Linked DNA regions of Mus musculus: regions 1 and 3 are each linked to region 2. Evidence: chromatin contacts called from ENCODE POLR2A ChIA-PET data. All regions are on one chromosome and are shown on one strand. Each heading gives the region's core, a stretch centred on a gene start or an enhancer-like site at or near the end of the contact. The rest is flanking DNA. Distances are from core to core; before and after follow the strand shown. Region 1 holds the start of Gdf15 (growth differentiation factor 15). Region 2 holds the start of Rpl18a (ribosomal protein L18A). Region 3 holds the start of Ssbp4 (single stranded DNA binding protein 4).

Region 1 (3,783 bases), core at 663-3,162, 270 kb after region 2:
CTTAAAGAGACAGATGCCCAGTTGGTCGTTGGCCTGGTCACCACACTGTAGGAAGAGTGGAATACTATATATAGCAAGGAAGAGCTTGGTAGCTCATTTTCCATCATCTTGACACCCAGGAGACTGAGGCAGGGGGATTGTGGGTTTGGATTCACAGAGTGAAAGTTCTATGAACCTGGAGGAACTGTCCCCTAGGCTTCTGACAGTCTTGTTTTAACCCCCAAGTGACACCCTGACACCTGACTGAGACTTTAGGCCTGGGTCTCTATCGACAAGCAGCTGAGAGTGTGAATTTCAAGGTGCACAGGAGCTCCTACTGTGTACTCAGGTCACATGGGCATCTCTAGTTCTCTACCACAACTTGTGGTGACCCCACGGGATGAAGCTGAAGGTATAGTTGGTCACACACAGCAGTGGGTGTGTGTTGAGGGGGCACAGATGCCTGGCGAAGTGGGATCCTAAACAGGAAGCCCTGGTGACTTTTTTGAAGGGGCCTGTGTGGGTTAGGAAAGTTGGGACCCATCACAGGAAGACACCGAGGGCCAGAGAGGCAACCTGGGCTGGCTGAGGTTGCATCTGTCTGCGGCCTGTGGGGTTAGGTGGGGTACAGAAGTGCTGAGAACATCGAGGCCTGTCCCAGCATCCAGACCGCACAGGGCTCCCCGTGTGGGAGTGGGCAGCTGCTCGGCCCACTCCCGAGCTCCATATCTACGAAGCCATCTGCATCCCAAGAGACTTTGGGCCGTCCCCAGCCTCAGTTTCCCCACCTGTGACCCATGATGGTCCTGTCTCAACCTCTCATCTCACGCAGCAAGACAGCTGTATCCTGATCCTTGGCCTTTGCTCTGCAGCGCAGAGAGGCTGAGAAACTTGTCCAAGGTCACATGGGACCGCGGGATAGTCCCTCAATTTGTAGCGTGCACCCCCGGCCCCCGCTGTACCCCTACCCTGACGATGTAGACCACAGCAGCCTTTCACAGAAAGAGAAACTGAGGCTCAATGGCTGGCCTGGGACCAGAAGACTGCAGTATTATCCTCTGGGATATGATTCGGAGATCAGCAGCTCGCCCAGGGCAGAGAATCCAACTCTGAGACTTAAATTTGGGGGAAAACGGTCAGAGATGAACATAATCCCAGAACCCCACTCTCACCGGCCAGGTGGCCACCATGCTGTGCCTCCTCACAGAGTGCAGATACCTCAAAACTGCCCACAGCTGCGATCCCAAGGGCGGTGCCACCTCTCTCCACATTGATCTTTAAGAGTCACCCCCGTAGGCAAAGGGTCCTGGAGCAAACAGGTAGTTCTGGGCAGTGCATCAGGGGTGGGGCTTGGATCTGAGGAGGAGTGGTCTGGAATCAGTTTGGGGAGGGTTCTGGGGGTCATCCTGGTCTTGGACAAAGGAGATGGCGGGTGAAGACTTACCATGCACCTACCTTGTCTTCACAGGGGGACATGGAGTAACCCTAGTCAGTCATTAACCTGGAGTGACCCCACAGGTCAGAGGCCACCCAGCAGTATGTAAATACTGGGAGGGACCCCAGCAGGAGCCCTTGATGACACCTGGTGCCCCTCCTTGCTCACTCCTGTCTTCCCCAGAGGCCCTAACTACAGCCACTACCCTTTCAGGGCCCAGGCTGACCGTGGATGGGGCTCCTGGCACCTTCATCCTCCTCCTCCATCTTCTATCTGAGCCTGAGACGAACTGCCCACCCCCTCCAGCCACCTGCCGCCTCCTGTTTGGAAGGAGGCCCGCAGCAGATTTCCTCTTCCCTCCATTCCCAAGAGGAACCCCTGGTCTGGGGATACTGAGGCAGGCACAGGGCAGGGCACGTGTGAGCATCCAGTCATCCTGAAAGGTAAATCTGGTTCCTGAAGCGACAACTGTTCGTACAGGGTTTTGAAGGATTGGTAGGAGTCCCACAGAGGACACCGAAGAGGTGCAGTCCCTGATTTGTCCTTATGTCCCAGCCCATTTGGGCACGGCTGTAATGTCTACTCCTGGGACACTGAGGCATAGGGGTGACTTGCCTGAACTTGCCTTTTCTAGGTTTTCCTTGGCTTCACCTTTGATGGGGGTGGAGGGAGGAGGGAGGGAGAGAGGAGGAAAGAGAGAGGGAGAGAGTCCTGGTCCCAAGAGGAAGGAAGAAGCCACTTGAACTTCAGTCTGGACTCCATCACATGTTCTGTGGGGACGATCAGCCCTCACTCAGGTCCCAGCCCGGCGGTTTCCCTCCCTCCCACCCCCTCCCCCTGCGGAGCCCTGGGATTCCCGCCCGAATTAGCCTGGTCACCCGAGTTGGCATCGCACACGGGGGCGGAGCGGACAGAGTCCAGTGGGTATAAAGGCAGCTGCAGAGGGCTTAACTCAAAGACACACTCAGGACACAAGCGACATGGCCCCGCCCGCGCTCCAGGCCCAGCCTCCAGGCGGCTCTCAACTGAGGTTCCTGCTGTTCCTGCTGCTGTTGCTGCTGCTGCTGTCATGGCCATCGCAGGGGGACGCCCTGGCAATGCCTGAACAGCGACCCTCCGGCCCTGAGTCCCAACTCAACGCCGACGAGCTACGGGGTCGCTTCCAGGACCTGCTGAGCCGGCTGCATGCCAACCAGAGCCGAGAGGACTCGAACTCAGAACCAAGTCCTGACCCAGCTGTCCGGATACTCAGTCCAGAGGGTGAGTAGCAACCAGGGACCCACTTCAGGAACACCCTCTCCAAGCTCCAACCAACACACTCAAGTCCACGAGCCCAGCCCAGCTTCCGAGACTCAGTTTCCCCTGCTGTGACCTCTGGAGCTGCCAGCAGCGGGCTCAGCCAGAGTAGGACGGATGACCGTCCCTAGACCGGAGCTGGACAAATGATGTCCAGAGAGGTCAAGGTCGCTCCTGGAGATGCACAGCACTCGAGTTGGGGAGGACATGGGGGAAGGTTAGAGGGTCCTGGAGGGAAGAGGGAGGGACAGGAGCCAGGTTGGGAGCCAAACGGAAAGAACCTGCGGGAACTGGATCGGAAATCTGACGCAATCGCTTGTAAAGAGACTGCTACAGTAACAAGTGACAGTCGCTTGGATGGGAGGGAGGAGGATCCAGGGGACTGGACTCAGCTCTGGGACCCAGCAGGGCTGAGGGCGGGCCCAGGCTGATTTGGGTCACGCCCCCTTACAAATCCGCTAGGGTTGTGTGAATCCAAGCGAACTGTAGCTCTCCCTAAAGATCTGCAAAGCTACACTTGGATGTGGTGGCGCATGTCTGCCATCCTAACTACTCCGGGGGTTGAAGCAGAATTGCCTTGAGTTCAAGGCCAGCTGGGACTACAGAGTGAGAACCTCCCCAAATTTTATTTGTAGCCCAGGTCGATTTCAAACTCAGGGCAATCCTTCTGCCTCCATTTCCCAAGTTCTGGGAAGACAGGTGTAGGCAACCAAACCCTGCTTTAAAGAAAACCAACTTCTGTTTGTTAAACACTTTATTCAGAGGCTTGGGAAAAGGTTGGAGAGATCCATGCTGTCCTGCGCAGGGCAGACCTTAGGGATCTCTGTCGCTAAGAGCAAAATCAACTTTAAGCCAGAAGGTGGCGGTGTACGTCTTTAATCCCAGCACGAGGGTTTGGGGTGGGGGTGAGGGGTGGCACAGAACAGGCAAATATCTGTGAGTTCAAGGCCAGCCTGGCCTACATGGAGAGTTACCAGGACAGCCAGGGCTATACTGAGAGACCTATGTTTGACATCTGTGCAGACCCTGTGGTCGGCGGGAGTGGCACATTTGCACAGGGGCACATCTGTGCC
Region 2 (3,400 bases), core at 251-2,750:
TGGCCCTGCTGGGATTCTTCATAGCCCCTAGGAGAGGAGCCATTTGGAGAGGAGGTCTGTTAAGGCTAGAGCCTGTCGCCACTCAGGAGAGGCCAAGGGGGGCATCTGCAAAGCAGGAAGTGAAACTGAACCGCCAGCACCTGTCCTGTTCACCCAGCTGAGGGTCTTGTAAACTCTGAATTTACATCAAAGCCCAGACCAAGGTTAAGGCTGGGCCTGTGGATACCAACTTTTTCCTCACACAGCTGTTTCTCCATTCCTTTCCCTGTGCCCTCTCAGGGCACAGCTTGCACCCCAGCATCTGTCCTGCATCTTACAGAATGTATCTACCCCACTTCAGCAGCCTCCAGAACACAGGTTGGAGCAATGTGTTCCAGCAGAGGTGGACTGTGTCCTAGCCTGCCCATTGCACACCGACATGTTATTAAGCTGTTTATTTTGGGGTGGGAAGGCTGTAAGATGAGATCTTTCTGTGTAGCCAAGGCCATCTTTCCTGAGCCTCCTGGCTCACTCTCCCATTTGTAAGACCTCAGGCATGCAACACCACGCCCAATTTCTAAATCTTACAACTATCTTATGGGACGGGGAGTGTTAATGCGGCTGGGGAAACTGAGGGATCACACTTGAATGCGCCTGAGCACAATGGAAATGGGGGACCTAGAAGCACACATCCCAGCATTGCATTGCGTTGCGGCTGAGCCAAAAAACGCGCTCGCCACCTAGTGGCCATTAGCGGAAACACACGGCGGATATTGTCGCCTTCAGGTACAGGACCTGGCCAGGAAAATGACAAAGTTAAGACAGAGTGACACAGCTCTGATACAATTCTATAAAGAAAATAGTTACGTGGGCTGGCAGGTGGCACACTCCAGCATCCCAAGAACTAGGAAGAGGCAGGAGAATTACAGTGAGTTACAGGCTAGTTTGGGCTACATTATCTCAATAAACAGTAAAAAACAAACAAACAAACCAAACTAATGACAGAGAAAAAGATAGATGGGGCTGGAGAGAGAACAGCAGTAGCTAAGAGCACATACAGGGATCGATTCCCAGCATTCACCTCACAACTTTTAACTCCAGCACTGAGGAACTGACGCCCTCTGCGGGCCTCCGAGGCACCAGACACGAAGGTGGTGCAAGCAAATAAAAAAGATGGATGATGGGTCATAGATGGGTAGATACACAGAAGGATGATGTAGAAAGTGGGAAGAAAAAGATGAAAAAAGAGAGAGACAGAGAGAACTAAAAATCCGGAATCTAACTAGGAACCACGATTACGCGTAGACTCCCAGGATCCCTCGCGCACGACGATGGGGCGTCCCGGGAGAAACTTGCAAAGGCCCGTCGCGCTGCTCTCTGGGAACTGTAGTCTCCGTGAAGAGAGGCGGGACTTATACGTAGCTGATCGGTACCCAATAAAAAAGCCAAGAACTTAGACCGCTACTAGCTGTACCCAATGGAAGCACCGCATCAGGAGGGCGGGACTTCCGTCAGAGACCATGGTGAGAGCCTGCGCGAAAGACAACACTTCCTTTTGTGACTGGCGGTGAACGAGTGCGCAGTGCCATGAAGGCCTCGGGCACGGTAAGGAGGCCGCGGCGGGGCAAAAGGTGCGGCGTTGGCGGCAGGGCCGCTCGGGTTGGCTGTGTCCTCCGGGGTGGTGGTGCGTTCGTCGCGAGGGTCCCTCAGCGGTTACGGGCAGCTCTCCTCGCCCACAGCCTCCTTGCGGCCAACATGGCGGCCGCCGCGTGCTGGGCGGCCGAGGACGGAGCGGGTTAGATCGGGGTGCACCGGAAGGCCCTCCGCCTTTTCGTGTATATCAGCGTTACACTCCTTTTCGTTGCCAAATCTAGCCCCGTGGTTCTTTTAGTCTTTTTTTCCTTCGAGACAGGGTTTTCTCTGTAGCCCTGGCTGTCCTGGAACTCACTCTGTAGACCAAGCTGGCCTCGAACTCAGAAATCCGCCTGCCTCTGCCTCCTGAGTGCTGGGATTAAAGGCGTGTGACACCACGCCCGGCTGGCTTGTTTTAGTCTCTTATGAGGTTTAAAGCTAACCTGGTCTATTTAGACTGGAGTGGACACGCGGCCCGCCTTAGGTTTAGAGAGCATTTGGTAAGCTTGCGGCCTGTCCCCAGCGCTGGCTACACCGAGCCTGCTGCCACTTATCTCGGCACTTGAAATCGAAGCAGAGCGTCGCTAGAATCATCCTTAGCTAGTTCTAAAGGCTGGCTGACGGTAGCCTAGGGTGCCGGATCTCATACTGGCCCCGGTGTGTTGGACACAATCCTTCGGACTCTTGGTGAAAAGCTAGTCTGGAATCGTCAATTAGTCCCAATCCAGAGACAGTTTCTCTGTAGAACAAATGGCCTTTTTCCTGCTCTGGGATTAAAGACGTGAGCCACCTTTGCCATCTTGGCCTGGAGTTTCAGGGAGAGCAGAGCAGCCTGCCACATGTAGACCCTGAGGCAGCTTCGTAGCGGAGCACAAGCCTTCTGACTTGCCTCACACTGGGCTCGAGTGTATGAGCCCACTTTGGACACCCCTGCCTGTGGGAGGACTGAATCTCAGGCCGGCTCTGCCTCCACACCCCTCCCCCACATAGACAACTTTCTCTCCTGACATGTCTTTCAGCTTCGGGAGTACAAGGTGGTGGGGCGCTGCTTGCCAACCCCAAAATGCCACACACCACCACTGTACCGTATGCGAATCTTTGCACCCAACCATGTGGTGGCCAAGTCCCGCTTCTGGTACTTTGTGTCACAGCTGAAGAAGATGAAGAAGTCATCCGGGGAAATTGTGTACTGCGGACAGGTGAGGTCTGGGGCCCCACAGGATGCCGGTCGCTGGGTACCATCAGAGCCAGGGCAGCACTCCTCATGTCCTCCCTACTCCCCACAGGTGTTTGAGAAGTCACCCCTGCGTGTGAAGAACTTTGGCATCTGGCTGCGCTATGACTCCCGCAGTGGCACACACAACATGTATCGGGAGTACAGGGACCTGACCACTGCTGGTGCAGTCACACAGTGCTGTGAGTCTCCAACCCTCTGCCAATTTCTGGCACCCAACCCAAGAACTGTCGCTGCCTGTAGCGGCTGTTTAAATAGTGGTGCACACAGCAAAGGGGCTTCGTCGCCTTTGGGGGGCTGTGCAGTGCCCCCCAGAGTGAATCAGTAGGCTCTACAGAATGTGGGGGCATTCTGGGTGGCTGGGGCTGATTTTCTTTTCTTTCCACAGACCGAGACATGGGTGCCCGACACCGTGCCCGTGCCCACTCCATCCAGATCATGAAGGTGGAAGAGATTGCAGCTGGCAAGTGCCGCCGGCCAGCTGTCAAGCAGTTCCACGTGAGTGACCCCGAGTGTGGGGCTGACGCAGGGCTGCAGGGGGTGGTTGCACACGGA
Region 3 (3,751 bases), core at 183-2,682, 290 kb after region 2:
CTTCCTGGCACCCAGCAGTCGCCAGCCCCGCGGCGGGGAGAGGAAGCTGGGGGAGGGGGTGGCGGGCCAAGCAGGAAATGGGAAAGGCCGGCGTCGGCCCAGCTGAGCCCTGGGGGAGGAGGCGGGGCGCGCCCCGGCAGCCTTTCCTGAGCGCCTGGAACCACGGCGGCTCGGCTTCCCGCCCGCCCACTAGGGTGGGGGCGGGGAGGCCCGGGCTAGGGGATCTGCCTGCACCAGGGACACCACGCGAGACTTAGCGCCGTGGTGACCTGCATGCTGTCACACTCACACAGGAAACCTGAGCTCATGACTGCGCCACCGGGTGCTGACGACCCACCTGTGCGCAATCTCCAGCAAGTCCCCACTAAACCCGTCGTGTCCAACCGGGGACACTTGCAGCGATAGCAAGCCTTAGCCTGGATGCTTCCCGACGCCCATGCGCCACGACCCCTCGTGCTCTCACGGGGCCGCGTGTTATACACGTGCGTCTGCGCTGGAGTGGGGGAAAGAAGCATGCTCTCATTCCCAGCGTGCACCCAGAGGTGGAGGCAGGAGGACCACCTGTTCAAGGAGCCTTAGTGAAGTAGAGAGCTGGAGGTCAGCCTGGGCTACAGGAGACACCGTTTTTACTCCGACTTTGAGACAGGGTCTCACTATGTATTGGCTGCTGTCCTGGAACTCGCCATATAGACCAGGCTGGCCTCGAATTCACAGAGATCCTCCTGCCTCTGTCTACCGCGTTAAGAAACACTTTCAGAAAAACAAACAAAACGTGCTTGGTCTGGGGTTCAGTCCTTACAACGCTGGCATGCATAAAAAAAAAAACAAAAAAAAAAAAACCGGGCTCTGTGCACAGCACACAGACCAGGCTAAGTGGCACACGCCTGTCGTGCAAACGCTAGGGAGGCTGAGGCAGGAGGATTAGAATTTCAGGGTTATCTGTTTTATGTGTTTGAGACAAGCCTGGCCTATATGAAACTCTCTCAAAAGGGCCCCTCACAGCCCGCAGCGCTGTATTGGCTCGCAGAGAGTGTCCTGGGAGTAGAATGTCATGGGCGCATATCCTGTGAGCCCAAGAGCCTAGTGCAGTTCCTGAGTCGAAACGGAGATATCCACAGCACCCCACCCCCACCCCCAGATCTGTACAACTGGGAGTCTTGCTCCGCAGCCGAGGTATGCTTGGAGCTCGCGGCCATCCCCCTGCCTCAGCTTCCCAATTGCACAAATAGCAACTGCTGGAGCGCGTCCCGGGCTTGAATATCTTTGGGGGGAGGTATTGAAGTCTGTACTTATTGGTGCGCAGCCTATTGGTGGGCAGTGCCGCCCCCGCGGGCTCTGCGCGTGCGCGCTCCCAGCGCGCGCGCGGGGGGGGGGCCCACCCGCGCTCCCGCCGTTGCCACTTTAAGAGCGGCGGGAGCGCGCGGTGGCGGTGGCGCGCTTCCCGGAACAGCCCGGGGAGGGCAGCGCGGCGAGAACCCACCCGCGGCCGGAGCTCCCGCGCGGACATGGCCGCGGGGATCGGGGCGCGGGCAGCGATGGCCACGCGCGCCTGACAGGTGCGGAGCATGTACGGCAAGGCGAGCAAGGGCTGCGCGCCCTCGGACGGGCAGGCGCGCGAGAAGTGAGTGCGCGGTGCGGGGCCACGCGGGACCGGGGACCATGGGGTCACGCGAGACCAGAATGGTGCGGGATTTCAGGGGGGACACAGGAGATCCCGAGGAGATCGGGGAGTGACTGGAGATCAAAATGGTGCGGGATTTCAGGGGTACACACGAGATCAAGGGGCTCATGGGGTCACGCGAGACCAGAAGGGTGTGTGATTGTGGGTGTGCGAGACCTGAGGGTCCTTTGGGGTCACAGAATACACAAAGGACAGAATATATTGAGGTACTCGAGTTCCAGGGTCTTGGTGGGGGGGTCACATGAGATAGAGGGCATGGGCATGAGCTTGAGAGCTCCAAGGGGGCTTGGGGTCTCAGAATACCTGAGGGGACAGGAAATCAATGGGTCAAACAAGAGCCAAGGGGTTGCTGGGGTCACGTGGCGGTTCATCGGGTGCAGGATCAGGGGCTCACTAGGGAGTCGGTGGTGTATGGGAGATCAGGAGTTAGGACTTGAGCGGTCACAGGATGCCCAGGGCAGGCACAGCATCTGAGGGTTGTAAGGCCTCGGGAGTTCTGGGGTCACACAAACCTGACAGGTGTGAGCTTTCGGGGTTGGCTGTGAGACCATGGCACTGGAGGACAGCTTCAGGTCTTAGGGCCGCAGAGTCCCAAGTATCCAAGCTGGAGATTTGAAACAGGACACGTGGGTTCATTGTGGCTGCAAATTTGAAGAGGTTGGGTCGGACCCTAATGCCCTGCGGGGTGTTGGGGTTTTGGAGGTTTGCGTGGAAGTTGGACTCCACTGTCGCTTGTAGGCAAAGGTGCGGATTCAAAGCCTAGAGAGGTGCAGAGCCTGACCATGGCGGTCCCGGGACACCTCCCGGAGTCCCAGGTGAGCCAGAATGGGTCTGGCTCTAGACGCCCCACATTGAAGATACAGGGTGCGCTGCCCAGGTGGACAGGCTGTGCTCTAGCTTCCAGTGAGGACACGCCTGGGCTGGCCTTCCTTTCCGAGGTGCCTGTGTGGAGAAGTAGGTGAAGCGGGAACGTTTGAAGTGTGCTGGGAGCCCAGCACTCACCTTTGAGGTGTGAGTGTGGAGGCCTGGATTGTAGCAGGGCCTGAGGGGGCAGCTTGCCTAGAGGCTGAGTTGCCCAGTGCAGCCCTGGGTAGGGGACAGATCACCTGGCACAGAGAAGTCTGGGTCACTGGGCTGCCATGCAAGGCTGGCTCCCTGAGAGCCTGCAGTTAGGACTCATTTATGGTCAGTAAACTCAGTGACCCTTCCTGGCATGGGGCTGCTGGCCATGTGGGAAGCAGGGACTGACTGATTCCCTGATACCTGGCAAGTCCCCATTCTAGGGAATGGTTCACAGACCTGTGCTAAGTTTGGGGGTGAGGGTGGGGGTGGGTGTTGATGATTGTGTGAGAGGAAGCTCACATCCAGGAAGTGGGGATCTAGTCATTCCACACAGCACGCAGGAACCTCAAGGTAGGCTGTTAGGGAAAAGTGAAGTGGGGGTGGGGTGGGCCATAGGCTCCGTATGTGCAAAGGCCCTGTGGTAGGAGCAGGCAGGGCCACCGATTGGCAGAAGTCCTGAGGCTGAGTGTGGGCTGCAAGGAGGCTTATGTTTTTGGAAGGGCATACATGAGGCTTAGCCCAGCTCCTTGTCTGAGGAACAGTGTACCTGGGTGGCACAACAGAACTGGAAGGAGGCTAATCACCTGGAACAGCTGAGGCCAAAGTCAGGGACCTGGGACGGACTGGAGGCCTGAGTGTGCACTACGAGGCCCTTCCTGGTACATTGCTGGAATGGGGTTGTCCCATCTTTCCCACGGTGTCATCCTCACAGAGAGGGTGTGGTAGGCTTACCTGTCTGGGGTCAGGGCTTCCAGCTCCAGTGTCTCAGTTACTGGCTGGCCTAATCTTGATTTTTATCTTCTGAGAAGTGGGGTAAGGGGTAGTAGCCCTGCCTGTATTAGGCCTCACCTGCTGTGGCCTCCACTTTCCTGGCCGACTTGTCCCCTGTCTCTGCCACTTTGCCTATGTGTCTAGGCCTGGTGGAGACCCTGGTGAGGATGAGGTTGGGACCTGAGTGGCCCTTGTATAAGTTGGGGTATGTGAGCATTGGCCTTGGCCGTGTGTCCT

What was found. ChIA-PET counts read pairs that join two places held with the same protein, here RNA polymerase II (POLR2A).
Region 1: POLR2A ChIA-PET joins it to region 2 with 11 read pairs in embryonic stem cell. The contact joins the promoter of Gdf15 here to the promoter of Rpl18a in region 2. POLR2A ChIA-PET finds 5 or more read pairs at or near these places in 4 of 5 experiments (Patski and embryonic stem cell).
Region 3: POLR2A ChIA-PET joins it to region 2 with 12 read pairs in embryonic stem cell. The contact joins the promoter of Ssbp4 here to the promoter of Rpl18a in region 2. POLR2A ChIA-PET finds 5 or more read pairs at or near these places in 2 of 5 experiments (Patski and embryonic stem cell).

What each region holds. Positions count from the first base shown.
Region 1 is chr8:70,630,224-70,634,006 of GRCm38, reverse strand. It overlaps Gdf15 (growth differentiation factor 15), which reads left to right and starts at 1,912. Exons shown (of 2, transcript NM_011819.3): 1 at 1,912-2,674. The coding sequence starts at 2,395. Gm34154 (a long non-coding RNA gene) reads right to left here and starts at 1,444. Exons shown (of 2, transcript XR_870495.2): 1 at 1,152-1,444.
Region 2 is chr8:70,895,543-70,898,942 of GRCm38, reverse strand. Rpl18a (ribosomal protein L18A) reads left to right here and starts at 1,500. Exons shown (of 5, transcript NM_029751.4): 1 at 1,500-1,584; 2 at 2,631-2,810; 3 at 2,898-3,027; 4 at 3,234-3,343. The coding sequence starts at 1,567. It overlaps Mir7067 (microRNA 7067), which reads left to right and starts at 3,373; the gene lies at 3,373-3,400. It overlaps Snora68 (small nucleolar RNA, H/ACA box 68), which reads left to right and starts at 3,087; the gene lies at 3,087-3,184.
Region 3 is chr8:70,605,995-70,609,745 of GRCm38, reverse strand. Ssbp4 (single stranded DNA binding protein 4) reads left to right here and starts at 1,432. Exons shown (of 18, transcript NM_001372473.1): 1 at 1,432-1,621. The coding sequence starts at 1,566.